7 separate regions of the Homo sapiens genome follow, and regions 2, 3, 4, 5, 6 and 7 are each linked to region 1. Evidence: chromatin loops called from intact Hi-C (ENCODE). Cell type or tissue: dorsolateral prefrontal cortex. All regions are shown on one strand.

Evidence for each region. Peaks named below come from ENCODE experiments on the same cell type or tissue, not always from the same donor. Only the 100,000 strongest peaks of a DNase experiment are listed, where the experiment ranks them.
Region 2: a loop joins it to region 1, with 2.4 times the contacts of the local background. A loop is called at or near these places in 16 of 110 quality-filtered maps.
Region 3: a loop joins it to region 1, with 10 times the contacts of the local background. A loop is called at or near these places in 105 of 110 quality-filtered maps.
Region 4: a loop joins it to region 1, with 3 times the contacts of the local background. A loop is called at or near these places in 7 of 110 quality-filtered maps.
Region 5: it touches region 1 in a loop (5-fold over the local background); 97 of 110 quality-filtered maps call a loop at or near these places.
Region 6: it touches region 1 in a loop (3-fold over the local background); 36 of 110 quality-filtered maps call a loop at or near these places.
Region 7: a loop joins it to region 1, with 2.9 times the contacts of the local background. A loop is called at or near these places in 21 of 110 quality-filtered maps.

What each region holds. Positions count from the first base shown.
Region 1 is chr12:124,765,377-124,769,376 of GRCh38, forward strand. No RefSeq gene overlaps it. Among named protein-coding and RNA genes, the nearest start is that of SCARB1, 96 kb to the right of the region's middle. In dorsolateral prefrontal cortex, CTCF peaks have their summits at 1,792 (motif pointing left) and 2,005; a DNase peak (open chromatin) is centred at 1,795; H3K27ac peaks cover 1,751 bases.
Region 2 is chr12:124,662,425-124,666,424 of GRCh38, forward strand. No RefSeq gene overlaps it. Among named protein-coding and RNA genes, the nearest start is that of NCOR2, 97 kb to the left of the region's middle. In dorsolateral prefrontal cortex, a CTCF peak has its summit at 1,680; a DNase peak (open chromatin) is centred at 1,737; H3K27ac peaks cover 2,639 bases.
Region 3 is chr12:124,034,660-124,038,659 of GRCh38, forward strand. All of the region lies in intron 2 of ZNF664-RFLNA (ZNF664-RFLNA readthrough), which reads left to right. Among named protein-coding and RNA genes, the nearest start is that of ZNF664-RFLNA, 63 kb to the left of the region's middle. In dorsolateral prefrontal cortex, CTCF peaks have their summits at 2,122 (motif pointing right) and 2,322; a DNase peak (open chromatin) is centred at 2,112; H3K27ac peaks cover 243 bases.
Region 4 is chr12:124,472,679-124,476,678 of GRCh38, forward strand. NCOR2 (nuclear receptor corepressor 2) reads right to left here. Exons shown (of 49, transcript NM_006312.6): 6 at 274-453. Among named protein-coding and RNA genes, the nearest start is that of NCOR2, 93 kb to the right of the region's middle. In dorsolateral prefrontal cortex, a CTCF peak has its summit at 2,314; a DNase peak (open chromatin) is centred at 2,203; H3K27ac peaks cover 3,282 bases.
Region 5 is chr12:124,566,255-124,570,254 of GRCh38, forward strand. NCOR2 (nuclear receptor corepressor 2) reads right to left here and starts at 1,358. Exons shown (of 49, transcript NM_006312.6): 1 at 1,054-1,358. RefSeq lists silencers at 104-203, 404-623, 764-873, 894-1,253, 1,364-1,613 and enhancers at 1,734-1,783, 1,950-2,810, 2,811-3,671. In dorsolateral prefrontal cortex, a CTCF peak has its summit at 2,435 (motif pointing right); DNase peaks (open chromatin) are centred at 417, 1,577 and 2,467; H3K4me3 peaks cover 1,994 bases; H3K27ac peaks cover 3,582 bases.
Region 6 is chr12:124,378,270-124,382,269 of GRCh38, forward strand. It overlaps NCOR2 (nuclear receptor corepressor 2), which reads right to left. Exons shown (of 49, transcript NM_006312.6): 20 at 1-115. Among named protein-coding and RNA genes, the nearest start is that of MIR6880, 43 kb to the left of the region's middle. RefSeq lists enhancers at 3,321-3,869, 3,870-4,000. In dorsolateral prefrontal cortex, CTCF peaks have their summits at 1,812 and 2,013; DNase peaks (open chromatin) are centred at 1,793 and 3,672; H3K27ac peaks cover 3,476 bases.
Region 7 is chr12:124,455,539-124,459,538 of GRCh38, forward strand. It overlaps NCOR2 (nuclear receptor corepressor 2), which reads right to left. Exons shown (of 49, transcript NM_006312.6): 8 at 1,568-1,624. Among named protein-coding and RNA genes, the nearest start is that of NCOR2, 110 kb to the right of the region's middle. RefSeq lists silencers at 1,329-1,458, 1,489-1,548. In dorsolateral prefrontal cortex, CTCF peaks have their summits at 2,044 and 2,253; DNase peaks (open chromatin) are centred at 2,083 and 2,566; H3K4me3 peaks cover 3,151 bases; H3K27ac peaks cover 3,515 bases.

The DNA of each region.
Region 1 (4,000 bases):
CGAGGACTTCTAAATGCTATGAAGTTTGCTAGGGCTAAGGCTTCATGGCAAACGTGTTGTGAAATCTGGAAACACTCATGACTCCAGAGATATTTGGCCTTTATGCTCAGACCCTCCATCCAGCCTAGCTCCCAAGACTTCAGAGAGGAAAGTCAGAGAAACAGCCCCCACCAGGGCAGTGCACCTTATTCTTCCCTCAGCCAAACCTCCAGGCTTCTCCCTCCCAGTTCTCCTGCCCTCTCTTTCCTGTTTTGTTGTGGGTTTCGGAGATCCAAGCACTATTTTTAGACATGTTTATTCTTACTCCTCTTCTTCCCCTCCCATTCTTGACCTCTCTGGAATGAGCCTGGATGCTCCCCTGCCAGGGGCTTTTCTGGAGTGATTGGACACATGCTTGGTATGCGGGGGGCCTCTTTCTAGATGGAGCTGGGACTGGATTTGGGGGAAATGAGCCTTGCAACCTCCTTTCCTCTCCCAGGCTCCTCAGAAGCTCTAGAGCCAGGACCTGTGTGCATTCATTGCCTTTGCCTGGAAATTATGTTTCTTGAAGCTGGGTTCCCAAGTTGAGTTTCACTTGGGATAAGGGATAAGATAAAGTGGGATGCCTCAGCCAGCACCCACAGCAAGCTCTGGTTCCCAGTCAATGAGGAGGTATGCAGAGTAGCTGATAAGCATGTATGCCCCCCAACCAGTGGCCAATATTCATATCCAGACTCCGATCCTTTCCAGCCATAAGACCTTGGACAATGACCTCGCCTCTCTGTGCCTCAGTTTCCTCATCTGTAAAATGAAGATGATGATGATAACAGCACTCGCCTGGGTTATGATGAAAACTAAGTGAGCATATGCCAAGGGTTTAAAATAGTGCACGGCACTCAGAAAGATTCAATGAATGCTAGCAACAGTCTGTTCCAGGAGAGCAAGCCAGGATGCCAGAGCTGAGCTTGCCTGACTGGGCTGGGAGTGGCCGGCATTGAGATTTTCTTTTTTTTTCTTTTCTTTTCTTTTTTTTGAGACAGAGTCTCACTCTGTCGCACAGGCTGGAGTGCAGTGGCACAATCTCAGCTCACTGCAACCTCCACCTCCCGGGTTCCAGTGATTCTCCTGCCTCAGCCTACCCAGTATCTGGGATTACAGGTGCTCACCACCATGCCCAGCTAATTTTTGTATTTTTAGTAGAGACAAGGTTTCACCATGTTGGCCAGGCTGGTCTTGAACCCCTGGCCTCAGGTGATCTGCCCACCCCGGCCTCCCAAAGTGCCGGGATTAGGGGTGTGAGCCACCGCGCCTGGCCCAGTGTTGAGATTTTATATCTTCTGGGCATCTGAGGTTTGGATCAGGATTGCCCATCCCTGGGAGACCACAGCCAGCCATTTGGCCTGGACTCTGAGTTCACAAAAACACCACAAATCAGATTTTGGAGAAGATCTTGAATGTACTGTCCTAGAGCCCCACACCACCAAGATTAAAAGAACTGTGATAATTTCCCCTTTCTAAATCCTGCCCTCTCTGGACATGGTTCATTAAGAATTTTGCAAGCCTTGTAACTTCACAAAAATATATTGCATGACTATTTCATGTATGGAAGCTGTTAAATTTTTACATGTAAACATACAAGAGAACATAGTTCTTGCAGCCTTAGTTCATCAGTTTTTCATTTTTTATCTTTGCTATGTCCAGAGCCTCAAACAACAGACGTTTCCCAGCCCCTGGGACCGCCAGAGAGACCCGGGCTGCTGGGGCCTCCCTGAATCTGGGGCCGCCCTGAAGGCTGGACCCACAGCGCCCCCTGGCGGCCACAATCCGCACGTGCAGCCTCTGGCAGGCCCTGGGCAGGTCTGCAGAACTCCCCTCCCGCAACCACATCCCCAGCCTCGCTACACCCCAGATCATTTATTCATTAACTCAGCAAAGACTGATTTGCATGCATGCCCATGGACCACGAACCCCACAGAACTCGGTGCCTGCCTTCAGCAGCGTAAAGTCTAAAGAGGGAGACAGCGCGACCAATTGCTCACACACACAAAAAAGATCCACCTTGCAAATATAGCCTCACCCCTCAGCCTCCGTCTTCCCATCTGTGAAATGGTCCCCTCAAGTCTCCCTGCTGTACAGGTCACTGGATAGCTCCATGAAACATGTGCTCCCCTGAGCATCAAAAGGGGCTGCTGTTATTTGTGCTGTTGCTACGTTGGGATTCCTGGTGGTGCTTTCTCTCTCTGGCCTCTCACATTCCAGATGCCCTGGGGGTGGGTGGACCGGGATAGGGGATGAATCCGGTGTGGGTGACACAACAACCTCAGTGTCCTGACTCCTCCCTCTGCAGCCCCCACAGGGAGTTCACAGCCATTCAATCCATGCTGAGCTAAGCCCGGGTCTGCACTGGGGGATCGGGGCCCTACTTGCTCCCAGCCCCACCTTCCTGCCTCCCTCCTCAGTTAGTGGCACCTCCCTCTGGCTCACACTTGTAATCTCAGCACTTTGGGAGGCAGAGGTGGGCCGATCGCTTGAGGCCAGGAGTTCGAGACCACCCTGGGCAACATAGTGTGACTCTCTTTCTAAAATAATAATAATAATAATAATAATAATAATAATAATAATTTAAAAATTAGCCAGGTGTCCTGGCATGTGCCTGTAGACCCAGCTACTCGGGAGGCTGAGGCAGGAGGATTACTTGAGCCCAGGAGGTCGAGGCTGCAGTGAGCTATGATCGCACGACTGCACTCAAGCCTGGGTGACAGAGACCCTGTCTCAAAAACAAATGAAAATGGCCTGGCGCGGTGGCTCATGCCTGTAATCCCAACACTTTGAGAGGCCGAGGCAGGCAGATCACAAGGTCAGGAGTTCGAGACCAGCCTGGCCAACATGGTGAAATCCCGTCTCTACTAAAAATACAAAAATCAGCCATGCATGATGGCGGGCGCCTGTGATCCCAGCTACTTGTGAGGCTGAGACAGGAGAATCGCTTGAACCCAGGAGGTGGAAGTTGCAGTAAGTAGAGATTGCACCACTGCACTCCAGCCTGGGCGACAGAGCGAGACTCTGTCTCAAAAAAGAAAACAAACAACAAACAAGCAAACAAAAACAAATGAAAACTAACAAACAAAAAGCAGCCCCTCCCTCCCCCTGGCCGTCAGGCTCAGACACTTGAGAGTCTCACTGGACGCGTCCTCACCCCTCCCTTCCCACATCCAGTTTAGCACCATGTTCTATGAGCTCCAGCCCCTAAAAATACACCCCGCATCTGTCCCTTCTTCATCCACTGCTCCGCCCTGGCCCAGGCCACCACCACCACCACCACCACCATCTGTCACCAGGAGGAGGGCCACTGCCTCCAGCCAGACCTCCAGCATCCACGCCTGCCCCCGCAGCCTCTCCCACAGCAGAAACAGCAAACGCAGCCCTCCCTGATGGAAAAATCTCCAGTGGTTTCCCACTGTACTTAAAATCCTAACTGCGAGGCCCCCCAGCTCTCCACCTCCATCTCCCTCCAACCCCCTCCCACTGTGATCGTGTAAAATATTTATTTGGTCTTCTGCCTTAAAATCCTTGGAATCTCCAAAGTGTTTAGTTTGCCAATGACTCACTGGTGGCCAGCAGCCCCTAGGCAGCTTCAGGATGGGGACTGGTCTCAGGAAAAACCAAGTCAGCGCTACAGGACTGGGACTTTCAGCCCAGTCCCCAACCTCCAGCAGTGAGGGGAGAGAGGCTGAAGGTCAAACTGATCACCAATGGCCTGTGGTTTAATCAATCATGCCCATGTATACAAAAACCATATACATATAGAGAAAGAATGAATAAGACCTACTATTTGATCCCACAACAGGGTGACTATAGTCAAGAATAACTTGATTGTATATTTTTAAATAACTGAAGGAGTGTAACTGGATTGTTTGTAACACAAAGGCTAAATGCTTGAAGGGGTGGATACGCCCTTCCCATGATGTGATTACGTCACATTGCATGCCTGTGTCAACACATCTCATGCACCCCACAACTG
Region 2 (4,000 bases), 100 kb before region 1:
AGTGAGCACCAACAGCATCTACTCTCCTCCCTCCCTGCACATTCCTGTCTGGAATGTTCTGGAGCTTTGGCAGGCATGTTGGCACTACAGAGAAAGGTATAAGAACTGCTGAGGCCCTGACATGGCCTGGTTGCTAAAACAGCTTTTGCCAGGCTTCTTTAAATATCCAATTCTACTTGCTCATTGCTGATATGTAGGAAAGCAATTGACTTTTGTATAGTTACCTTGTATCCTGCAACCTTGCTATAATCACTTATTCATTCTAGTGTTTTTTGTCATTGTTTTGAATCTTTGGGATTTTCTAAACAGTCATGTCATCTGTGAAGAAAGACAGTTTTATTTCTTCCTTCTCAATCTGTATACCTTTTCTTACTTGTCTTATGGCATTAGCTATGATTTCCAGTATGACCTTGAAAAGGAGTGGTGAGAGTGAATGTCCTTGCCTTGTTCCTGACCTTACGGGGAAAGAACCTAGTTTCTCACCATTAAGTGAGATGTTAGCTATTGGATTATCGGAAATGTTCTTTATCAAGTTGAAGTTCCTCTTTACTCCTAGTTTGCTGGGAGTTTTTGTCGGGGATAGGTGTTGGAGTTTGCCAAACACTGTTTCTGCATCTATTGATGTGACTGTATGATTTTTAGCCAGGTTTCTTTTTAGAGGAGGAAAACAAAACTCCCATTTTGTTCAGGCCACTGATAGTTAAGCTTTCTGCAACTTGCAGGTAACAGGCATCCCTAACGGATATGAGGAGCTACAGGAAGGAAGGAAATGGATGATATGGGTCTGGGCTGCCTTTTCAATAAATGTCCTTGTGACTGAAATGTTGGGTACGTTAGTCTCCCCTGGCTGCCGTAACAAAGTACCACAAATGGGGCAGCTTACACAACAGAAATGTATTCTCTCACAGTTCTGCAGGCCAGAAGTCTGAGATCAAAGGGCCAGCAGGGTTGGTTCATTCTGTGGGAATCTGTTCCTGGCCTCTTCCCTAGCTTCTGGTACTTCGCTGGCAATCTTTCGCATCCCTTGGCTGGCGGATACGTCACCCTGATTTCTGCTTTCATGTTCCCATGGCATTCTTCCTGTGTGTGTCTGTGTCCAAAGTTCCCCGCTTTAGAAGCACATCATATTGGATGAGGGACCCCCTTATTCCAGTATGACCTCATCTGAACTAATTCCATCTGCAGGGACCCTACTTCCCAAATAACGTTGCATTCTGAGGCACTGAGGGTGAAGTTAGGACTTCAGCACATGAATCGCGGGGGATGCAACAGGGTCTATAACATCAGTTTAGGGAAAGTTTTCTTTTTATGATCGGGAGTCTTGAGGGCACTTGTGGCCATCAGGAAGGTCTGGTTGGGAAGGAAGAAAGGAAAATCCATTGTGTGTAGTTTCTGAGGGACTGACAAGAGTGAGAGCTCCAGCCCAGAATGACAGACCGGCCCTTCCTGGCCAACCACCGGGATGCACACAGGGTCCCTGTGTGAGGCTTTCTCCTTCCTGAGCAGCCTCCATCTCCGGGGGTGGGCCCGGGGCCGCAAGTGGAGGGGCCCCCACGCCACGTTTTGTGGCTGAGCTGAGGCTTCTGCCCTCGCAGCTGGGCTGACCTCCTGCAGGCCGGCCTCAGTCTAAACAAGGGCCGAGTGTGTTTTTCCAGGCGAGGATTGGGCTGGGGTTTGCCCGGGAGCCTGGTTCAGACAGGAGCCCTTTGAAGGCAGGATGAATTGAGACAATGTCTCCTTCCAGCTGAGGGCAGGCAGGGGCCAGAGCAGGAGTAGCCTTCCAGAAGGCCTCTTGTCCAGGGATAAGGAGGGTGTGGGAAGGGGAGCTTAGCCTCTGGGCCACCACCGGGCCTGAATGACATCGTCATCTAACAATCCAGCAACTGCGGCAGCGACGAATTCTCGCAGCCTTTGCCAAAGCAAGCCTCGTGCAGGAGCAAGTGACAGGAGGTGGTCCCAGACGAGTATCTCTTTTATTTTTAATAATTATGCATGTATTTAATGTATACTAGAAAAATATAGTTAGCCCATCCCATTAATGTCCCAGGTTGCATTGCTTCATGCAAGGTGACATCTCAAAATTTAAAAAGGAGGTTATTGGAAACTACCTGTATGTCCATCAGAGGTAAATGGATAAATGAATTGTGGTACATCCTTACAGTGGAAAACTACACAGCAATGAAAAAGCCCATCCTGATCCACATACCAGCATGGAGCCACAGCTATTATGTGGGCTGGTGACAGGTCCTTCTCTTAAAAGAGGGAGAGGCTGAGCTTGGGCCCAGCACGGGGACCCAGCACCGATGCTGTTCTAAGGCTCCACCCCTCCTGGCCTGTCTCTATATCAAGCCAGTTTTCCCCCAAAATGTGCCTAATCACTTCTTATCTCACTGTTGCAATTCTGGTTTGGATGACCTCACTTCTCACTTGGCTCCCCTGGCCCAGCCTATGGCCTCTTCACACACTGCCCTTCCACACTGCACAGATTCATCTTCCTAAACTGCTGCTCTGATTGAGACTCCCCCGACCCCACTGCCGTGACTCAAGCACCTTCGATGGCCCCCTATTACCCAGAAAATAAATATCAAACGCCTCAGTGTGGTATTTCACAATCCCAGGACCTTCTGAGCTGGCTTCAGTCCTATATGGTATACCAGCAACAGCAGCAAATTGGCTATTTCCTGACTGTGTCCCACAAGTTCTCTCCTCTCGATCTTCTCCTTCTACCTGGGATACCTTTTCTATAACCTCAACTCTAAAAGTCTCTTTTCCTTTGAAGGTGCAGCTTTAAATGCTACTTCCTCCTTGCTAGTGAGAATGAAACACATCTCTTCCCTCGTTTTACTGCCTGTCTCTCCAAGAATGCCCTTATCATTTTTCTTGGACCATGGTGATTCGACTCCCAATCTCAGGGGATCAAGATTTTAAAATAGTCACTCAAAAAGAGCAATGCTTAACCCAGAGGAATGAGGCTCTGATGGTGACATTTTAGGCACCCATGCCTGGTAGAAGAAGGCACCATGTTGATCAGGGAGGCCTTCCCTGGAAAGCACCTACACCAAAGGCCACAGACTCCAGCAATTGGAGTCTGAGGGGAGACGCTGTGAGCTGATATCAGGGAGGTTGTCTTGGAAAAGGGATAATTGATCTGGGCCTTGAAGGTAGATGGCACTCAGGGAAGTGGCATGGTTCTGGGGAAAGAATTTAGAATTTGTGGACTCAGATAGGTCTGGGCTCAAATTCCTTTTCTGCATTTTTTTTGAGACAGGGTCTTGCTGTGTCACCCAGCCTGGAATGTAGTGGTGCAATCACAGCTCACTGCAGCCTCAAGCTCCCTAGGCTCAAGTGACTCTCCCACTTCAGCCTCCCAGGTTGCTGAAACTGCAGGCACAGGCTGCCACACTCACTTAATTTTTTTTCTTTAATTTTGTAGAGATGGGGTTTTGTCATGTTGCCCAGGCTGCTCTCAAACTCCTGGGCTCAGGCGAGCCTCTCGCCTCGGCCCTGCAAAGTGCTCGGATGAGACTTTGGCTATCATAGAAGCCCCAACTCAAACTGCCTTCAACTAAAAGGAAAAGTTATTAGTTCTTGTAATGGTAAATTCCGAGGTAGTGCTGGCCTCAGGTATGGCTGAATCCAGGGGCCCAAGCAATGGCCTCAGAATGCACAGTTGTTTGTGTCCATATTGGCTTCCTCCTCAGTCATGCCCTGCCTTCACCACGGAAATGGTATCCCAGCAGGCACAGCTAAACATGCTCAATCAGTCCAGATTCTCACTTCCCAACTGTTCCTGCAACAGTCCTGGGATACCTCTTACTGGACAGAATTGGATCATTCAATGACCCCTGAACCAATCACTGAGGCCAGAGGTTTGGAAAATTTGGATTGGCGGAGCCTTAGTCACATGCCCATCTCTGGACCAATGGGGAGAACCAGTTCAACACAAACCACATGGTCTGAGGTGAGTGAAGGGCTGTCTCCAAGTAAACTAGAGGGGCTG
Region 3 (4,000 bases), 730 kb before region 1:
CGCTAAAGCCCTTTTTATCTCCCTTGCCAGGGGCTCCATGCTAGAGCACTTAAAATTAAATCTCCGCAACAGAGGCATTGGGGAGAAAAATAATCAGGAAATATCTTGGGCAGGAGATTATAGGATAGGTCGGAAGGGGCTTACACCAGACCCTTTGGGAGACCCGCAAAAGTTGAACTGACAGACTCTTGAGATGTGATGTGGCCGCAGAGCTGGAGAAGGCCGATTAGAGAGGAGAGATGGGAGGGAGGACCTGGGACCCTGCTGGCTGATAGGTTGTGGTGCGTACCATTGAGGCCTTGACTTTGGAGAGATACCTGGTGAAGCCAGCGAGAAAGGCAGGAGGGGTCGGAGGGGCACGTCATGAAGACGTCCTGGGACACGAGGACCCACACGCTCCCTCCTTCCCGGTTACCCAGCCTTTTTCTAAGCCTTTCGTCATTCTGACTGGTTAATTTTGTTATCTTTTATTTTCTCGTCTCACTCATTCTCTTTGAATTTCTCTTCTGTCTTCATGCTCATTATCAGGCTAGCAAATTGTTAACTATGTAAATTTTAAAAGGAAAAATGTCAGCAGGCAGCTGGACAAGACAGAAGAGACAGAACTTCAAATGTTGCAGTCCAGGCTCCTTGGGAGAGTATGTCCTCCTTCTCATGAACAGGGAGAGCAAATGGTGTAACTGACACCCCTAAGTTCATCACGTGGGTGTCATCATTACAACACTTTGCAATATTAGCTTCATTTTCTGCCCCCTGGAGTATTTTGAAGCATATTTCAGATGTTATAACACCTCTAAATACTTTAGAATGTGTCTCTAAAAATAGGGACATCTTCCTACTAACCATGGCACCATCATCATCACACATAAAAGATTAACGCAATTCACTGAATCATCTAACACCAAGTCAATATTCAGACATCCCTAGTATTGAATTATCTAACCCGCAGTCGATATTCAGATATCCCCAGTTATTCCCAATGTCTTTTCCTCCAAGATTTTATCATAAAAATATTTTCAAACATCAGATGAATTGAAGGACTCTTACAGTGAGCATCTATATATCCACCACCTAGTTGTGGAATTACCATTTGGCTGTGTGCTTTCTTGTATACCTGTCCGTCTATCCATCTTTCCAGTCACCCATTAATCCATCTTAATTTTTCAGTGCATTTCAGAGTGAGATGCAGATATCAGCACCCTTCCCCCTAAACACTTCAGCATGAGTATCATTTGCTGGAGTCCAGTATTTATTAGGTTCTTTCCTTTTGAGGTAAAATTGACATATAAATAAAAGACCCAAATTTCCAGTATAATATTTGATGAATTGAGCAAATAGTTAGCTGTCTAACCCAAACCCCTGTGAAGATAGCAAACATTTTCATCACCCCAGAAGGTTCCCCATGTCCCTTCCCAGTCAATCCCCCCACTCCACACAACCCCTGATTTGACTTTTTCCTATCACTGCATCTTCTGGAAGTTCATATAAATAGCATGGTGCCCTTGTGTAAGGCTGCTTTCACATGGCATAATGCTTTTGTTATGTACCCATGTCGTGTGTGTCACAATAGCCTGTGATTTTTATTGTTATGGAGTAGCCTGTCACATGATGTGTCCACCATTTACTCATCCATCACTTGTTGAGGGACATTTAGGCTGAATCTTCCATTTGGCGATGATGAGTAAAGCTGCTATGAACATTTTCATGTACAGGTTTTTTTGTGGACTCTCGCAAACGTCTCCTACTGCTGGTTTATTTTAACCATGATGCAATCAAGGTCCCACCCTGCAGCCGATTGTTGTGCTTCTGACGTTTCCTTTAATTAAGTTGAAGGGGCCCAGTCAAACCCCCTGTTGTAGCCACAGCTCCGGTTACCTGCCAGGCATACAAAGGAGCTGAGTTCTCAGAGTAACAACAGCTACTGAGCTGCTTGTGTAGACCTTAGGCTTGTGATTGGAATGGTTTCGTTGTACACCCGCCGGTTGTTACAGGGAAGAAAGACTCCAGGCTGGACATCTCAGAACTAAACTAATTGAACTAATTAACCTAATCTCTCCCTCTTTCTCATACTCTGGGAGTCAGCCATTTTTGTTGGTGATGCTGCACTGTTTCGCAGCCACAAGGGGGCACCTGTGTGCTTTGTATGATTTAAAATTTTCATTTGGCAATTAAAAAAAGTTCTCCCAGAAAATCAGTATTTTAAGATGCTTTCCCTGTTTCCCAGTCTATTGAATTCAATGGTGACTTTTGTTCAATTGTTCAATACGTATTTACCGAATACCCACCATGACTAATGCATTGTGCTACGCACTGTGGGTGGTGAAGAAATAAAATAGTTCCTACCCTTGGGACTCTTCTGACCCACAGGGAGGAGAGAGAACCACAGTACAGCTCGGCATGTGTTTGAAGTCAGAAGAATGGGGCGAAACTGTGGAGATTCAGGTGGGTGGGAGCTGGCATCGCGATATTCCGGGAGGCCATGATGTCAAGAGCAAGTGAAGAGACCAGAAGGTTCTGGAACCCAGGATCTGTTAGGGATGCTGGAAGGGATTCGATGGTCCAGAGCTAGGGAATTTGGAACTTATTCATGATGTTGAATGACACGGGGGAGTTTTCAGTGGGGAAGTGACTGGTAGTATTGAATTGGAGAGGAAAGAGAAGAGGCAGGAAACTCTCTGTGGGGGCAGTTTGGGGGTGATGGGGCCCATGCTGGGGTGACCCTGGGAGAATGGCTGAGAATCATCTCTGAGTGCTGTAGGAATGAATGAGACCAATGGAGAGGAGAGAGAGAACATTCTGGAATCCTTCTGGAATGACTGAAAATCATCTCTGAGTGTTGTAGGAATGAAGGAGACCACTTGGGGAGAGGAGAGAGAGAACATTCTGGAATGTTCTGAGAATCATTCCAGAATTACTGCAGACCACTTGGGGAGAGGAGAGAAAGACAATATCCTGGAATGTTCTTGGAGCAGTCTTATTTTGAAGTTTGGTTTTCAAAGTCAAGTAGCTTTGCATTATATGAAAACTTTCACTAAGATACTTCCAAGTAGGGTCAGTGGCGAGTTGTTCTGCCCGTTAAAGAAAAAATTCTCGGCCGGGCGCAGTGGCTCACGCCTGTAATCCCAGCACTTTGGGAGGCCGAGGCGGGCGGATCACGAGGTCAGGAGATCGAGACCATTCTGGCTAACACGGTGAAACCCCGTCTCTACTAAAAACACAAAACATTAGCCGGGCGTGGTGGCGGGCGCCTGTAGTCCCAGTTACTCGGGAGGCTGAGGCAGGAGAATGGCGTGAACCCGGGAGGCGGAGCTTGCAGTGAGCTGAGATCGCGCCACTGCCCTCCAGCCTGGGCGACAGAGCGAGACTCCGGAAAAAAAAAAAAAAAACACGTAAGGAAGACACTATTCAGGACCATTTTGAGGGGTCACGACCGTCACAGTAGGGGAGAGAGATAGGGCTCAACTCCGAAAACAGCAAAGACAGCTGTAGATTATAGTCAAGAGGCAGAGTGGGTAATGGAGGAAAATTACTGAGAGGAGACAGAACCTGAGGATGAGGCCTCCTGGGGAAGAGGACTCTGAGGAACCTAACATTTGATCAAGGACAGAGTCTTTGTCATGCCTCAGGGATTAATCAGATCTTTTGTTAAGTGCGAATCCCAGCAGGTGAAGTGGGATGTATTTTTTAAGTGGGAAGTATTCTGATTAAACGGGAGCATGAGGCAGTGAAATGGGATAAATTTGTTTTATGCAAGATGAAACACTAAATCACCTTTATACAAATATTCATACAAATATTTTTATACAAATATGAATTTTTTATACAAAAATTTCAGCATTCCTGAAATTATAAATCAGTGGGAAAAGTTTGACTTAAAAAATAAATTCAGTGGCAGATAAACAATTCAAGTGATTCTTTGTTTTTACCTTTGTTGAAAGAAATGGTATTAGTAACTTAAAATAGATTTGTTTAAAAAACGAAAATATAACGTGTTTTTGGT
Region 4 (4,000 bases), 290 kb before region 1:
TATTAAATAAAAATTAAAAATCAGTTCCTCAGTCGCAGTAGGCACATTTCAAATGCTCAACAGTGGAACATGGCTATCCTGCAGATACACAGTGTTTCCATCATGGCAGAAAGTTCTGTGGATGTGCTCCTGTCCAATAAACGTAAAGGGCATAAAAACCAGTGAGCACCCAGGAACTTGGGAAGGGCTTGGCACATGTCTGTGACACCGCTGTCACTGCTGCTAGAATGGAGACTCAGAACAAACACTCCCCCTCCCCCTGCCCATTCACACCTGCTTCTTCTTCAGCTTAGAGATCTGCTGCTCTACCATGGTGATCTCTCGGTCCACGCGGTCCATGTTCTGGATCAGCTCCTCCTTGGACAGCCGTGGCGGCACCAGCTCCAGCTCAGGGTCAGTGTGCGGGGGGCTGGGGGGAGACACCGGTTCCAGCTTGCCCGTCAGGCTACGGTCCTGTGGCAGAAAAAAAACGGGCATGGGGTCAGCACAGGGGACACCCCCCAGTCTGTACAACCCTGTGATGGTTAATACTGTCAACCTGATTGGATTGAAGGAGGCAAAGTATTGATCCTCGGTATGTCTGTGAGGGTGTTGCCAAAGGAGATTAACATTTGAGTCAGTGGGCTGGAGAAGGCAGACCCACCCTTAATCTGTGTAGGCACCATCTAATCAGCTGCCAGCGAATATAAAGCAGACAGAAAAATGTGCAAAGGCGAGACTGGCCTAGCCTCCCAGCCTACATCTTTCTCCCGTGCTGGATGCTTCCTGCCCTCGAACATCACACTCCAAGTTCTTCAAGCTTTGGGACTCAGACTGGCTTCCTTGCTTCTCAGCCTGCAGATGGCCTGTTGTGGGACCTTGTGATCGTGTGAGTTAATACTCCTTAATAAACTCCCCTTTATGTAATATATATATATATTTTTTCTATTAGTTCTGTCCCTCTAGAGAACCCTGACTAATGTAGTTGCCAACTTTTTGCCTGCTGCCATCCATGTAAGATGTGACTTGCTCCTCTTTGCCCTCCGCCATGATTGTGAGCCCTCCACAGCCACATGGAACTGTGAGTACAATTAAACCTCTTTCTTTTTTAAATTGACCAGTCTTGGGTATGTCTTTATCAGCAGCATGAAAACGGACTAATACACACCCCCTCCCCAATACACCCCGGGTTTCCATCCCTGACTCCAGGCCCAGAGTCCTGGACATCTGTCAGGACAGTCCTCACCTGTTCAAGGATCCCATTCCCATCCCAGCCATCACCCATTCTCCAAAATTCAGAGTCCCTTACAGCCTTCAAGATGCGGTTCAAATGCTCTTGCTACATGAATGGTTTCCCAGCCTCTCCTCAAGTTGTGAAGTCTTCCAACTCCCTGTTCGCGTAACACACCTCTCTTCTTCCACTTACCCCATCTGTGTGTTCCCCACCAGCCCAAGGAACGAAGACCCACAGCCTCCATTCTCCCAAGGCCTGGCCTCTGCATACCCTCTGTAAACATTCATCCATGAAGCTCAGTCCAAACACGCAAGTTCCAGAACCATGCAGCCAACACACACGTGGCTTTGCAGAAAACATATGTTCCCAAACACACGGAAAAGCCATCAGAACGGGCTACAGTTAAGCTAAAAGGAGTTATCTCGGCAGCAGGGCAGAAGAGGGTATTTTTACTTTCTTCTTTTTATTTGCCCGTTATTTTTTCTGATCTTCTTTCACTGAGAGTCACTCTTTGTGTAATACAGCTGTTTTGAAAATGTGCTTAACAACAAAGGAAGCCTGCATTCAGTTATCCATGGACGCCTTCATCCCACCAGCTAAAGTCTGGTGCACCCAGGCTGTGCTGGAAACACTCTCAGGATAAGGAGGTTAGAAAAAACAACCCAGGCCTCACCTGTGCAGCCCTGGGTTCAAATCCCAGCCCCCTCTGCCACTCTCCAGTTCCGTGACCTCCAGCAGGTCATTCAACTGCTTCCTGCCTCAGTTCCTCATCTGCCCAATGGGGAGAACAGCTGGCACCTCCCCGGTCCTTGTGAGTCTTGAATGAGTTAATGGCTCTGAGCCTGGCATACCGTAAGCCTCAATAAATGTTGGCTGGGATGGTCCTCCCCTAGCTGGGCTCCAGAACCCAGCCCCCGCCCTGTGCCATCCTTGGGGCCAAGCCGGCAGCTGCTGGCAGACAAGGCCCAGAGCAGCGCCAGGCCACCACCTCCCCGCCCCCGCAGCAGCTGCACCCAGAGGACACAGGGTGCATTATTCTCCGGACAACTGCAGCCCGGGGGCCACCGAGTGCCCCACCAACCTCAGGATTCACAGAGGCTGCATCATCTTCTGTCCACTCCTGCCATCCTCAGGGCCTCTGTCCTCCCCTCACCCCACAGAGCCCCAGCAAGACCCACAGGGGCCAAGAGTCTTGGAGTCACATTAGGTTTGCCTCTGGCCTCTGTTACCATGTGAGATGTGGGGGCAAGGACAGCAGGGGCCTGGACAACCCGGTGCTCCCTCCACACACACGGACTCCTCGAGGGAAACAGAGAAAAGGGCTCATATCCCTCAATCGCCCCAATGCAGTCCTCCATGCTCCTCAGGCCACCTCCCCCAGGGACACCTAGAAATCACACCTGGGGCCGCTCACAGCTCAGCCTATCCCAGTCCTCTGCACACCCCATGAAGTCCTCTGCACACCCCATGAAGTGGATCCCACAACAGCCCTCCGAGGGGACTGCTGCTCCATCTCCATTACGCAGAGGCAGAAACAGAGCCTGGAGGCCACTGGGGCTGGATGCCAGAGGCCGGCACTTTCCTATAAAGGGCCAGATGGTAAAAATAGCTCAAGCTTTGAGGGCCACAAGGTCTCTGTCTCATCTACTCACCCCTGCCATTGTATTGCAAAAGCAGCCACAGGCAACGGGGAACAAATGGGCATGGCTGTGTGCCAATAAAACTTTATTTACAAAAACACACTGAGGGCCAGATTTGGAGCTTGCTGGAGTTTGCTGGCCTCCTGCTCTAAGCAATTCACAAATCTTAATCCACGTAACCGTCATAACCACCGTGGGAAGTGGGATTTCTGTTTGACGACATGCCCAAGGCCACTCAGCATCCTACCTTGGAAGGTGCTTGAAGGGGGAGGCTGCAGGGGCTCCCACGTCAGAAATGGCCACACATCTGTTCACCCCACAGAACCGTGGGGCTGAGCCATGTGGGGACTCCACGTGGGGTCCCAGCCACACATCCGTTCACCCCACAGAACCATAGGGCTGAGCATAAGCGCCAAAGCAGCACCCCTTCCAGGGACCCAGAGTGCAGGACCTCCAGAAACTCAAGGCAAAAGTGTGTGTGGAAGAAAAACTCCCTAGAAAAAGCCTCAGGAGTGTGTATGCACGTACCAGTGGGTGTGGGGCCCTCACTGCTCCCCAACAGGAAGGCAGGCAGGGGGCCATGGGCATCTGACCCCACCCACAGCAAACCATGGACAGCTCATGCGTCTGGCACCCCCGGGCCTTTGCACAGGCTGGCTCCGCTACCCAGAGTGCCCAACACCCCTTCTGTGCCAACTGACGTGAGACATCCCCACGCCACCGCCCAGGCCCTCACTGCGGTCCACCTTGGGTGCTTGGCTGGTCTCTCCCTACAGCCCATGTCATTTCTTGAGGTTCTTAAGACAAAAGGTGGCAGCAAACATGGCACCCAGAGCCCGGTCGCACTACTGGTGGCAAGAAACATCTCCGCTATCCTATCTCTGCTCTTCCACCTGGACCAAGAAGAGAGATAACAGAGCAAGGACAAGGATGTGGAAGGAAGGGCTATGGGGGCCAGGCCACCCTAAAACTCTGAGAGCAAACTGCTCGTCCAACCTGGGAATAATTCTCCAAAGCAACATTAACAAAAAGAAGATTTCCATCCCCAGGGCTAACAGGCAGCACCAGGAGTAAAAGCAGCGGCTGGCAACCACTAGCAACACTTGGAAAAGTTGCTGAAAACTTACTTCCTTTAAACTCTCCATGG
Region 5 (4,000 bases), 200 kb before region 1:
AGAACAGATCCGCCCCCGCTGCCTGCACCAGACCCTCGGAGAGCCGGAGCGCGCGACAGGCGGCGGGAGGACACTCGCTTCCAAAAAAATAAACCTACAATGTAAAAATAACGCCGGGCGCCCCACGCTAATTGGGCCCGGGCGACAGCAGCTCCCAGGTACAGCCTGTCTCTCCCTCCCGCCCGCCGTGCCCTCCCGCCCTCGGCTTGCTCCTCCTGCAAGTGTCTGGGGCGGGGAGGGCGTACCCCACGGGTGCCCTCACTCCCCGCAGGCCTCTGAGGAAGCTGCCCTCTAGACAAGGGTCTGGGTCTTCCCAGTCGTGCCCAAGTGGGATCAGCTCTGAATTCCAACTTCGCAAAGTAGTGGCATCCCAAGTATCCGCACAGCCCGGGGGAGGGACTAGGAGGCGGCCCAATGAGGCGTCACCAGCCACGGGAGGCAGGCCCAGACACCAGGAACACCGGCCCGCGGGGGAGGGGGACCAGGGGCGACTCTCCCGAGGGACCCCGCCCAGCGCCCCGTGGCCCCACGCCTAGGAGGGACAAGGCTGGCTCTCCCCCTCGGCTGGTGAGAGACCCTCATGCGCCCCTCCACAACAGCCAGGCCAGGGAGCTAGGGGTACCATCTCCAAGGGCTTTCAAACCCGCGCTGCCCGATGGAAAATAAGGCGCAGTGTCGCCCCGCCAGGTCCGGGGCTACACCGGGTACAAGGGACGCCTGGCGGCCAAGTCCCCAGAGCCGGCGCACACTGTGGGGGGCCGCTCTGTGCATTTCCAGCGCGCCCCCCGCCCACCCCAACGCCACTTCCCTCCTTCCCGCCCCCTCGCTAGGGAGCTGGAGTTCCCCTAAGTTCCCCGGCGCCCCCGAGCACGCGGGCCGCAGTGTCGGCGGGGCGCCTTGCTCCCCAGCAGGCCACCCCCCGAGAGCGCCAACTCGGGAGTGCAGGGGCCCCGCCAACTCCGCCGCGTGCGCCGCCCGATCCTCCCCGGATCCCCCGGAAGCGCGCTCCGCGCCTCCCCCCGCCCTTCGCGGGGACCCTCGGCCCCAACTCACCTCGCGGAGGTGGCAGCGGTGGCGCCCGGGCTTGGGGCGCGCTCGGGCCGCCGGGGCGCTCAGGCAAGTGGCGGTGCCGATCGGGCTGGGGGCGCGCAGCAGGCCCGGCCTCGGGTCGGGACGCGATCCTCCCGCCGCCGCCTCCTAGGGCGCCGGCCCTGGGTCCCCGGCCCGCAAGTTGGCGCGCATCGCGGAGCGCAGGGCGCGGGCGCAGGGCTCGGGCGGGGCGCCGGCGGACGCGGGGCTCCGGTGCGGCCCGGCCTGCCCGCGGCTCCGCGCTCCCCGGCGGCCGCGGCGGCGGTGGCGGCGGCGGCGGCGGCGGCGGCGGCGGGAGGGGGAGGAGGGGGCGGGGCGCGAGCCCGGGAGGCGGTGGCTCGGCCTCCCTGCTCCCGGCTCCCCGCCCGCAGCGACGCGCCCCGGCCCGGCCCCCTCTGGCTCCTTAAAGGGCCCGCGCCTTCTCTCCAGGCCCTGCGCGTCCCCACTCGCGCGCGCACGCCGCCACACACACAGACACGCACGCACACACTTGGGCGCGACGCCGAGTTTCTTTTTGGCAGCTCCCCGAGGAGGAAGGAGGGGGGAAGCGCCTCCCAGCCTTCCCCTCCCTCTTCTCCTGCGGGCCCGGGGGCCCTCCTCCTCCTCTCCAGCCCCAGTACCTCACTGGAATCGCGTTTCAGCTATTAAATTATAACTCTGGAGTGGCCGCTGGATGGGGAGGGGGCGCGCAGGGAGGGCCCTACACAGGGCCTTTTAGGAGCACGCCCAGTGGGGCACTTGGGGACGGGAGCAGACAGTAGCGCAGAGCCCTCTCCAGGCAGGAACACGCTGGGCCTCCCCAGACCCGAGACCCAGCCCGGGCGAACACACTGCAGACTCACCACCCACCACGGACCGGAGATGTCAGATCTCACACAGACAAATACTGGGACACCCACGCGAGTTCACAGCACCCCGGAGGACACAGACGCTAGAATGCCAGTTTCCTGAGGGCAGAGATTTCTATTTTGTTCACTGCCCTATCGCAGTAGGGACTCACGAATGTGTTGAGTGAAGTCCCACTTGGGGACATTCAGGGACACAAATGCGGAGACAATGCAACGAGCCTGTGTCCCCCCCGCCCCCCCCACACACACACACAGACACACACATCCCAAAGCGTGACCCTGGGAGCCACACACGCCCGGCCTGCACAAGCACGCAGTCACAGACGGCACACATGTGCTCGCTCCCCCACGCACAGGCAGACACTCTCCGCTCCAGCAGGAACCTGGCCCCCCTGGCCGCCCTGACAACCCAGTGTCCTCATTTACCCCCTCCTCCCACCCCCTCCAGGTTTGCCCTCTCCAACCAGGGCAGATCTCTTTGAACAGCAGAGGGCACTGGGAGCCCTGGGCCTGGAGCCTCCCTCCCTCCCTCCTCTTCTGCTTTCTCCTAAGATGTTGGAGAGTTTGAATTTTTTTTTTTTTTTTCAGTTCAACTTTCCTTTTTTGGAGTGACGTCTCAGCAGATTCAGTTCTGCCATCTGGCAACATCTGAGAACCCCCAGGGAGAGCGGGGAATGGCTGCGGTGGGGAGGCAGCCGCGTGGTTTCCAGAGGCCGGCGGGCCTCCCGCCTCCGCCAGGATGCTGGGTTTGCCGGGCTCCCCTGCAGCCAGGTCCTTCTCTGCCCCCTCGGGCTTTTAATTATGAGCTTTTGGGGGGCTGGCGGGAGCCTCTGGGGCTGACAATGTCTGGCAAAAGGGAAGTGGGTGTGGAGGGGAGCAGTTTGCAGACTGAAACAGGAGGGGTCATAGGTCAGTGCCCCCCCCCCACCTCCTTGTTTTGGCCCGACCAGCTCCAGTTCTGCCCAGCCAGTCGGTCCGAATCCACAGGCAAAAAGCTGGAGCCGCAGAAGGAAGGCCTGATCCCCCACCTCCCCCACCAAGGGTCTTGGAGAGGGAAGCGGGGGCGGGGGAGCTCCTCTGCCAGCCCCAGGCCGCCTGGCAGCCCTCCTCTGTCACCTGAAAACCCTCTGGGAATTTGCATTTCCATGAGATTCAGCTCTATTTGAAGCTGGAGGAGGGACATTTGGGGTGTCTTCAGGGGTCTCCCAGCTTCTGCCCTCGAGGGCTCCCTGCAGGCTTAGGAGCGGGGAAAGCAGGGGGTCTGTCAGCTTTGTAATGTCCCAAGCGTCACCTAGAAATCCCTCACTGGAAGCCTTATCAACTCAAGCGCCAATGGCCTCTGGCCCGACCATGTCACAGATGGCAAGACTGAGGCCAGGAGAAGGGCAGCGTTTATCCCGAAAGGGATTGGCCCTTTCCCGTCTGCTCCTGTTTCCTGGCTGAATTGGGTTATTAATCTCACCCTCACAGACGGCGGGGAGTAACACCAGCACTGAGTGAGCACTTACCCTGGGGGAAGCAAGGGGCCTGGTCCCAAGTAGGGAAACAGGCCTGGAGAGATGAAGAACCCGACTTGCCAGCCTCCAGCAGCAGCCCGTGATTCCAAATGAGTGCTGGAAATCTGGACTCTGGGGAGGTCTCAGCTGAGCCCGCCCCTTCCCCCAATCGCAGACCGGCACCCTAGTTTGCTACTTTGTTTCTACTGGGCTCTGAGTGACAGTCCATGAGCAACTAATGGGAACAGTACCTTTAAAAAGCGGCCAAAGAACACTGCACACAAACAGCCTTCCCGGGGGGGCCCCCTGGACTGTGAGTTAGTAACAGTAACAGCTAAGAGCTTCCCAAACATCTCAATTGCCTTTGTGAGGGAAAGACTTTCAACATACCCATTTTACAGGAAGGGAGAGGGAGACTCAGTTGGGAAGTCACCAGGGACACTGGGAAGCATGTTGTATGTGTCCCAGGCCAGGCTGCAGCTGGCTGGAGCATGCTGTATATATATCCAGGGGGCTCCCGTCCAGTTGGCGCCAATTTCTGCCCCTTGGGCTTTGTCTCTACCATCT
Region 6 (4,000 bases), 390 kb before region 1:
CGCTCACGCCCGACGCCTCCATCTCCTCATCCTCCACCACGGGCGGGAATGCAGCCTCCTCGCTGGCCGCCGCCGGCGCTTTCTTCTTCTTCCTCCGCGCGTTCCTCTCCTTCTCCTGGGGCACAGGGAAGCAGCAGATCAGGACTGGGGCCTGGGCTGTCAGCTCGGGGACTCCCCATGCCTGGGGCCTCGCCGCAGGTGCAAAGGGCAGTGATCCCGGCCATGTAGCAATGAGGGTGACCGTCCCCCTCACACCCCACCTCGGCAGCCAAGCGTGCCAGGGTTTATTTTTACCGGGGGCTTTATTCTTCCATTGAGCCCCAGATACACTCTGGGTACAGGCTGGCCCCTCAGCCACCCTGACATCCTTCCTGAGCACGAGAGAACCTGCCTGACATTGCCCAGGAGTCTCCTAGTCAGAGCGAGTGACCACGCCTCCTGGGGACACCCTGTCAGCTTCATCGGCACACGTGGAGTGAATGAACACAGGAAGCTTTTCCTTGCTATGCAAGTCTCACCTGTCCCTGGGGGAACAGGCCAGCCTGGGAAGCTCGCGTTTCATTCCCTGAACCTTTACAGAACACCTACTGTGTGCCCAGCTCTGCATACCAGGGCTGTGGGGACACAAGGCACGGGGTAGACAAGGTCCTGCCCTTGGAGGCTGCCCTGCCGCTGGGGAGACTGGCAACGTGCTCCTCACACAGAAGCAGCACTCAGAGGATCAGAGGGTCGCGTGGGTGAAACAGGATGGGACAAGGAGCACAAGGCAGGGGCTCCTCTGGACAGAACAGTCTGGAAGAGCTTCTGCAAGGAAGTGACATTTGAGCCAAGATTTGACGGCGGAGGGAATGGGCCAGGCCAGGCTCTGGACGAGAGTGGCAGGTGCGGGGAGTCACAGGTGCAAAGGCCCCAGTGTGGGGAACATGCCGGGTGTGTCCAGGAATGGAAAGAAGCCCTCATCGTCGGGCCTCCACTTTCCCCGCACCGCACCCTGCTCCTGGGAACCCCAGCTCCTCACACACAGAGCCCACTCTTCTTCCCCCAGCTTAGGCACCATCATCAAACCACTCGTCTTGGTAGCTCACTGGGGTGGGTGTCTCTTTGTCCCCACGCTGAGCCAGGCAGAGGCTCAGAAAGCGTTTGTTGACTGACTTGCTGAGCAACTGTGAAAGGCCAGCCTTCGTGGGCTTGAACGCATAGACAGCAGAGAGCAGGGGCATCGTGGAGGCAGCATCTCGAAGTGACTGGGGACTCCCAGGGGGACTGGAAAGACACTGGGGGGTGCCCACCACAGCCTGGTGTGACGGGGGGGCGGCAGCCTGATCCCTCTGGGGTTGCTGAGAAAGAGGTGGGCCCTCCGCCACACCTGGAGGTGCCCGCAGCTCTCAGCCAAGAGCCCTGTACTGGGTTGAATGGTGTCCCTCAAAGTTCACATCAACCCGGAACCTCAGACCTTATTTAGAAACGGGATCCTGCATATGTCATTAGTTAAGATGATGCCACACTGGAGTGGGGTGGGCCCTAAATCCAACAGGACTGACAGCCTTGGAAGAAAAGGGAAACACGGATTCAGGGACACGAAGGCCCTGTGGCAGTGGAGGCACATGTGGAGAGATGCAGCTACAAGCCAAAGAATGTCACGAACTGCCAGCAGTCGCTGGAAGACGGAAGAGGCTCCCCTGCAGCCTTGAATGTGAGCACAGCCCTGTGGACGCTTTGGTTCCAGACGTCTAGCCTCCAGAATTGGAAGAGAATACATCTCTGTTGTTTGAAGCCACCGGTCTGTGGTACTTCCTTGCGGCAGCCAGGGGGAATCACACATCCCTCTGCGCTGGTGCACCCGGATTCCAAGAAAAAGCTGCTGACGTCCAGACCACACAGCCTGCTCTCGGGCAAATGCCAGGTGGGCCCCGCCCACCCCAGCCCTTCACCGTGGCCAGGCTGGAGCTGGGCCTCATGGAGGGGAGGAGAGGGGGTCTCGGGCTCCAAGCCCCAGCCACAGGCAGGGAGTGGGATCACTTCCTGTCCTGCCTTCTTCCTGAGCAAACAGGGTTCCTCTGAGCACAGCCCCTTGGAACGCAGGGAGGAAAAGGGAAACGACTGCTCGTCCGTTAGTCACAGTTTCCGACACCAACAGTCGGCCAGAGGGCCACAGCCCTGCCCCTGCCAGTGCCCACAGGGCCCACAGGGATGCCCAGCTCTGCAACCCCGCACACGTCCTGGGCCCAGTCCCAGCCCTGCCCCGAATCCTGAGCCTCTCCCAGGAGAGTTCGAGCCTGTGGCGGCCTGAGAAAGTGGTGGCATGTGGGTTCTGCGGCTGCGGCCGAGGGCTCCCCCTGCTTCCCGAATCTATTTTTGGCAGACAGAGGCTCAGGAAAGACTCAGGGCTGGGTGCCCTGAGCTGCCCGGGCGGTGGCTGGGACATGGGAGATGCTCAGAGTCTCGCAGGGAACAGGGGTCTCCTGTCGGCCTGGTGGTGGCGCCCAGCATCCTGGAGTGCAAGGTGTCTCTGCGGGGGGCGGCGTGGGGTCTCTGAGGCAGTGGACGGGGATGGTGCCAACACCCTGAATCCCCACAAAGCTGGGTCTCAGAGAGAGTCCCAGGAGTTACAGTTAATCCTTACACACATGGTCCGGCACTGTGGGATCAGGAGGTGTGTGTAGAATAGGAGATGCTAGTGATGGCATTAATCATTATGCCTGACGTTTATTAAGCACCTACTATGCGCCAAGCGGTTTCTGGTATTAATTTACTGGACCTGCACAGCTGCTCTGCAAATCAGCGCATGCCACCCCCTGCTTCAAACTCTCCAACACCTGGATACAATCCCCAAGTCCTCCCCCTATCCATATGGCCCTGTGTGATCCAGCCCTGGACCCTGCCTGCCTCTCCAAGCTGCTCTCCCCTCTCCCCTCCTCAGAGACTGTGCTACAAACACACTGCCCTCCCTGCTCGCTGCCCCAGCCACAGGGCCTCTACACTGGCTGTTCCCCTGCCTGGACACCCTTCCCCTAGATATCTGCATAACTCACTTCCTCACCTCCTTCGGGCCTTAGCTCAGACATCAGAGAGGTCTTCCCTGATCACTCCATCATTAGCTCATCCCTCCCACCCCCACCATCAATCACTTTCTACTACATTCTTCTCATAGCATCTTCAGACTCCATTCTGAAATTGAGTGTGTGAACCTGTCTCTCGCACCAGCTCCTCAAGGGCTGGGATCTTTGTTCTCTGCTGTATTCCCACCATACCTGGAACAGTGTCTAGCACAGAACAGACGCTCTGTAACTATGTCTTTAGATGAATGAACCTGATAGACAGTGACAATGGCTCAGAGAGGCAAAGACACTTGCCCAAGACCACACAGCTCATGAGTTGAGGAGCTCAGATTTGAATGCAGGCCAGCTTCAAACATTTCGTGGCTGGACCATCTCTCTGCAGGCCTGTGCAGCCTCAGGTAGAAGAGATTAACAGCAGAAAACAAGGCGGGGCTGGGCCAAGGCTGAGGCGGACAGAGACTGAGGAACGTGGAAGCCGAGCCCCAGGGGCCTGAATTCACAGATGGGAGAAAAGGGTAACCTTCGGCCATAAGGAGGGGGAGGGAAACCTCGTAGAAGACACTGATGCCAAGTGTTACATAACTCCGGGACATGCCCCGCCCGCCCGGCCGCCGGATCCTGCTTCCTGCTGACGTCGCCTGCGGCCACACTCGGGCCAGACCTAGTGCAAGGCGGGAGGGGACACCCACTGACCCTCTGCTTCCCCACTCCTTCCTTCTCTGGCCAAGGGTGACATGTCTTCCTGTACTCCAGACAGGGCTGGGCCAGCAGCCAGAGGTGGCTGATACTGCGTTAGGATTCACTGGGATATGCCCTCCTCCCTGGGACTGAAAGGCACAGGGGAGGGGCAGGAGGTGGAGGTCACCAGGTTCAGCGGCACCTCTCCTGGTGAGACCTGCTTGCTTACTGCAGCGATGGGGAGCTCACCACTACACCAAGAA
Region 7 (4,000 bases), 310 kb before region 1:
TTGTAGTTCCTGAGTGGCCTCAAAAGACGGACCCCGGGCTTTGGGGAGCTCTCACTGCAAAACTGAGCAGCCTGCAGAAACTTCAGGGGGAGCAGCTCATCACCAAATTGTTCACAACTACTGAGCGCTTCGTAGGGACCAGGAGCTGCACTAGGTGAGCCTTTAACAGGCAGCACTGCCTTTAACCCTGGGAAGACCCTGGAAGGAGGCCCTAGAGCCTCCGCCTGTCCCAGATGAGAGAGCACTGTGGTACTGGGAGGTCAGCCCCTTTCCTAAGGCCACTTGGCAAACATGCAGTGGAGCTGAGTTTAGATTGAGGCTCTGAAGGTGTCAGACTTCTGTTTCGTTTTTTTATGAGGCAGGGTCTCACTCTACTGCCCAGGCTGGAGTGCAGTGGTGTGATCATAGCTCACCGCAGCCTTGAACTCCAGGGCTCAAGCGATCCTCCTGCCTCAGCCTCCCAAGTAGCTGGGACGAAAGGCGTGCATCACCACACCTGGTGAATTTTTTAATTTTTTGCAGAGACAAGGTCTTGCTATCTTGCCCAGGCTGATCTCAAATTCCTGGCTTCATGCAATCCTCCTGCCTTGGCCTCCCATAGCACTGGGATTACAGGTATGAGCCACTACACATGGCGAAGGCATAAGCCTTTATCTGCACCCTGGGCGCACTCACACGCACACCCTAGCCCACCATGCACACAGAGACTCTCCCTCATCCGGCACACATGTGGGTAGCATATACCTTCAGTGCCCACCACGGCCATCCATGCTGACCAGCTCAGTGGGCACAGATGGCTGTGGGGCAGGCAGGGGCTGCGGCCCATTCTCTGGGGGCTAGGGCTTCTGCATCCACCCATCCTCAGCCCAGGGACTCCAGGAGGCCTGGGGCCTGCTTTCCAGCTCTGCTGCTGACATGGCATCTTTCCGCAGCAAAAGGACACTAGTGACAGCCATCATCGCCATCATCGCCATCATCATCATCATCATCATCATAGCTAATGCCCAGCACTTACTGTTTACAAGGCAGGCGCGGCACCCGATGTTGGAAAAATATTAACACAGCTCCTCCTCACTGTAATCCAGTGGAATAGGTGCTGTTAGGATTCCCATTTTACAGATGAGGAAACTGAAGCACAGGGAGGGTAACAGACCCGCTCAGGGTCACACCGCCATGAAGCGGTGCACCTGGGAGTGGACCGAGATTGTGTGACCCAGAGAACCGGCTCTCCGCGCTCAGCTGGAGCAAGCGCACCGGCCTACGGATGTGTGACTCTCCTCACAGCCCGAGCGGCCGGGCTTCACGGTATGCACAGGAGTGCGCAGGTGGCCCCGGAGGCGCTCGCTGCCAAGACTCCCCACCCCCACCCAGCCCAGCCAGGCCCGCCCACCCGCTATCTGCCGTCCTCTCATCAGGAAGGTGGGTTTCCTGCTTCCTCCGCGGACGCCGCCTGGGCAGCGCTTGGTAATAGATGACTTCCTCCTCCGCCGCACCCTCCCGCCTCCCTGCCCACCTCTCCAGCCACCCCCGCCCTCCCCTGAGCCCCTGACCCTGTACCCCAGCTCACCAGCTCCACCTGGGGCCCCAGGCCTTCCAGAATCCGATGTGCAGCTTCAGCCTTCTTCTGCAGGGTGATGGCGAAGAGGAGGAATTTTTTTAAAAAACAAAAAAACACAGATTATAAATAGAGGCTTCCCGGAGCAGCGGGCACCTGCCCAGCCCAGTCCAGCATGCTGATCCTCAGCACGGGGGAGGGAGGCCCGGGGCCCCCTGCAGGCCCTCCCCACGCTGGAAAAAAACACAGAGGAGCCTCAATACCCCCACAGCGGCCCCAGCAAGCCAGCCAAGTTTCGATTTTAGCAAATGCGCCGGGTCCACTGAAGCCTGCTCCCCGGCAGGCGCGCAGGCCTCGCTCCCCCAGGGCCCAGCGACGTGGGCACCGCTCCCCACCAGCCCAGCCGACACTGCCAGCCCTGAGATGCCTTCCCTCACCCTGGAAGCTGGTTGGGTTGTCTACAATTACCTCAGAGCTAGTGCAGCCAGCGAGGGAAGGAGGAGGAGGAGGAGGAGGGAGGGTGAGATAGAGGCGCTCGGAGATACCCTTTCTAGGATTCTTGTGTTTCACAATCATGTGATTATTTCTGGGCTGCCCCGGGGCCTCCCCGCCTCCTCCCCACTCACAACTGGGGACTTATTAGGAAAACAGGAACATGTGGCGCAGGGCTCGGTGGCCGCTCCATCAATAGGCTGGACCTCCGGGCCCCCACCCCGGCCCTCGGTGTGAAGGCAGACATTGTGCCTCGGCCAGGCCCACCAGCCCGCAGCCTGGGACCACCAGGGTCCACTCACAGGAGGCCTGGAGGGCAGCCCAGGCCAGCCGGGTACAGGGAGGTGGGGGGCGGAGGGGCTCCTGAAGGTGGCTTCATGGGGGCTGTGGCGGAGGGCAGGGGCAGAATTTGCGTGGGTTTGGGTGCCCCCTGCACCAGGCTAAACTGCGTGTGTGCTGGCAAATGGGTGTTCACAGGCTGGCACGCGGGCGAGCCCCTGCTGTGACTCAGCTGCATTGGGGCAGCCACTCAGTATTTGGCAAGGACTAGGCGGACAGGCCGCAGAAGTCACCATCACCATACTGAAACTGTCCCCAGTGACCCCAAACCAGATTGGCCAAAAGGAGGTGACCCCAAGCCCTGGGAAATGTGGCTGCCAACAAAAATTTGACGCAGCCTTTGCCAAGATCTCCTCGCAGGGCGGAGGTGCCCAGGCTCCCGGGCTGCAGCAGAGAGAGGAGGGCGTGGCAGGCCAGCATCACTCCCCCTCCCCAGCCCCCGGAGAAAGACAGCAGGTATGTAGGTGGGCTCAAGCTGGAACCTAGAGCTGCCTCCGCCTACAGCCCAGAGCCCGGCCCACCAAGAGCAGAGCCATGCTCTTGGCCACCTTCAGGCTGAGCCAAAACCCCGAGACCTGCAGCCTCAAGGTGCGGCTGGGGGCCAGAAGAGCAGGGGAGAACTATTACAGCGATGGTCACTTCTCCAAGCACCTGCCATGAGCCAAGCGTCGGGCATACGGTGTGTTCTTAACATGTCAATTGCGCATAAGCGCCATGGGAGGTACAGGCAGGAGTAGCCCCATCTCACAGATGGTGAAACTGAGGCACAGAAACAAAACACAGGGAAGAAGCCCTTCTTATGACCTCCAGGATCCACGGACAGAGGAAGCCAAGGGCCAGGTCCCATGCAGGACCACCCCTAGGCTTGGGACTAGTATTTCCGGTGGATGGGGGCAGACATCACCCGGAGAGTCAATGTCCCAGCCACACCCTCGAAGCAGGAAAGAGTCTGCCCTGGGGTACTGAAGATGGGAGAACCCCTAAGCCAGGCCCAGTGAAGGACTGGGTATGGGGTAGCATGGGGGCAGGGCAGCTCCCAAACACTGGGACCTGGGGAGAGACATGGAATGAATGAGACCTGGCCCCTGCCTGGAATAAACCCAAACAATGGCTGTTGGTTAAGAGCAGTAACAGCAGATTAGTATGCTCAGGCAGATAAAGGTATGTGTGAAAGTGGGGCACAAGTCACTCTCCCAAAAAGGTAACAGGAGGGCTATATAGGCTGGGTTTTGAGGGATGAATAGGAGTTTGTGTATGATCTGTGGGGATCAGCAGCAACTGTCCATCTAGATAAAAGAGTGATACCAACGGAAAGGGCCAAGCCACTAGAAACTACACGGCCACACAGCTAGCACCTAGAGAGCAAGGAAGACCCCTTCTTCACCTGCCAAAGCCACAGGGAGCCCCACCTCCTCCTGTCTCTCTGGGGTGTTTCCTTCACCTCCTGCCCCCACATCCCCTGCTCCCAGTGTTGGGTTTGTTCCTGCTCCACGGTCTTCTCTGGTCCTGCTTGTCAGCCTCCTGGGGAGGTGGGCCTGTGGAGCCCTGTCCCAAGATGGGCTGGCCTTTCTCAACACACCTGCCCAACATCTGGGAGTCGGCTGTGCTCTAACC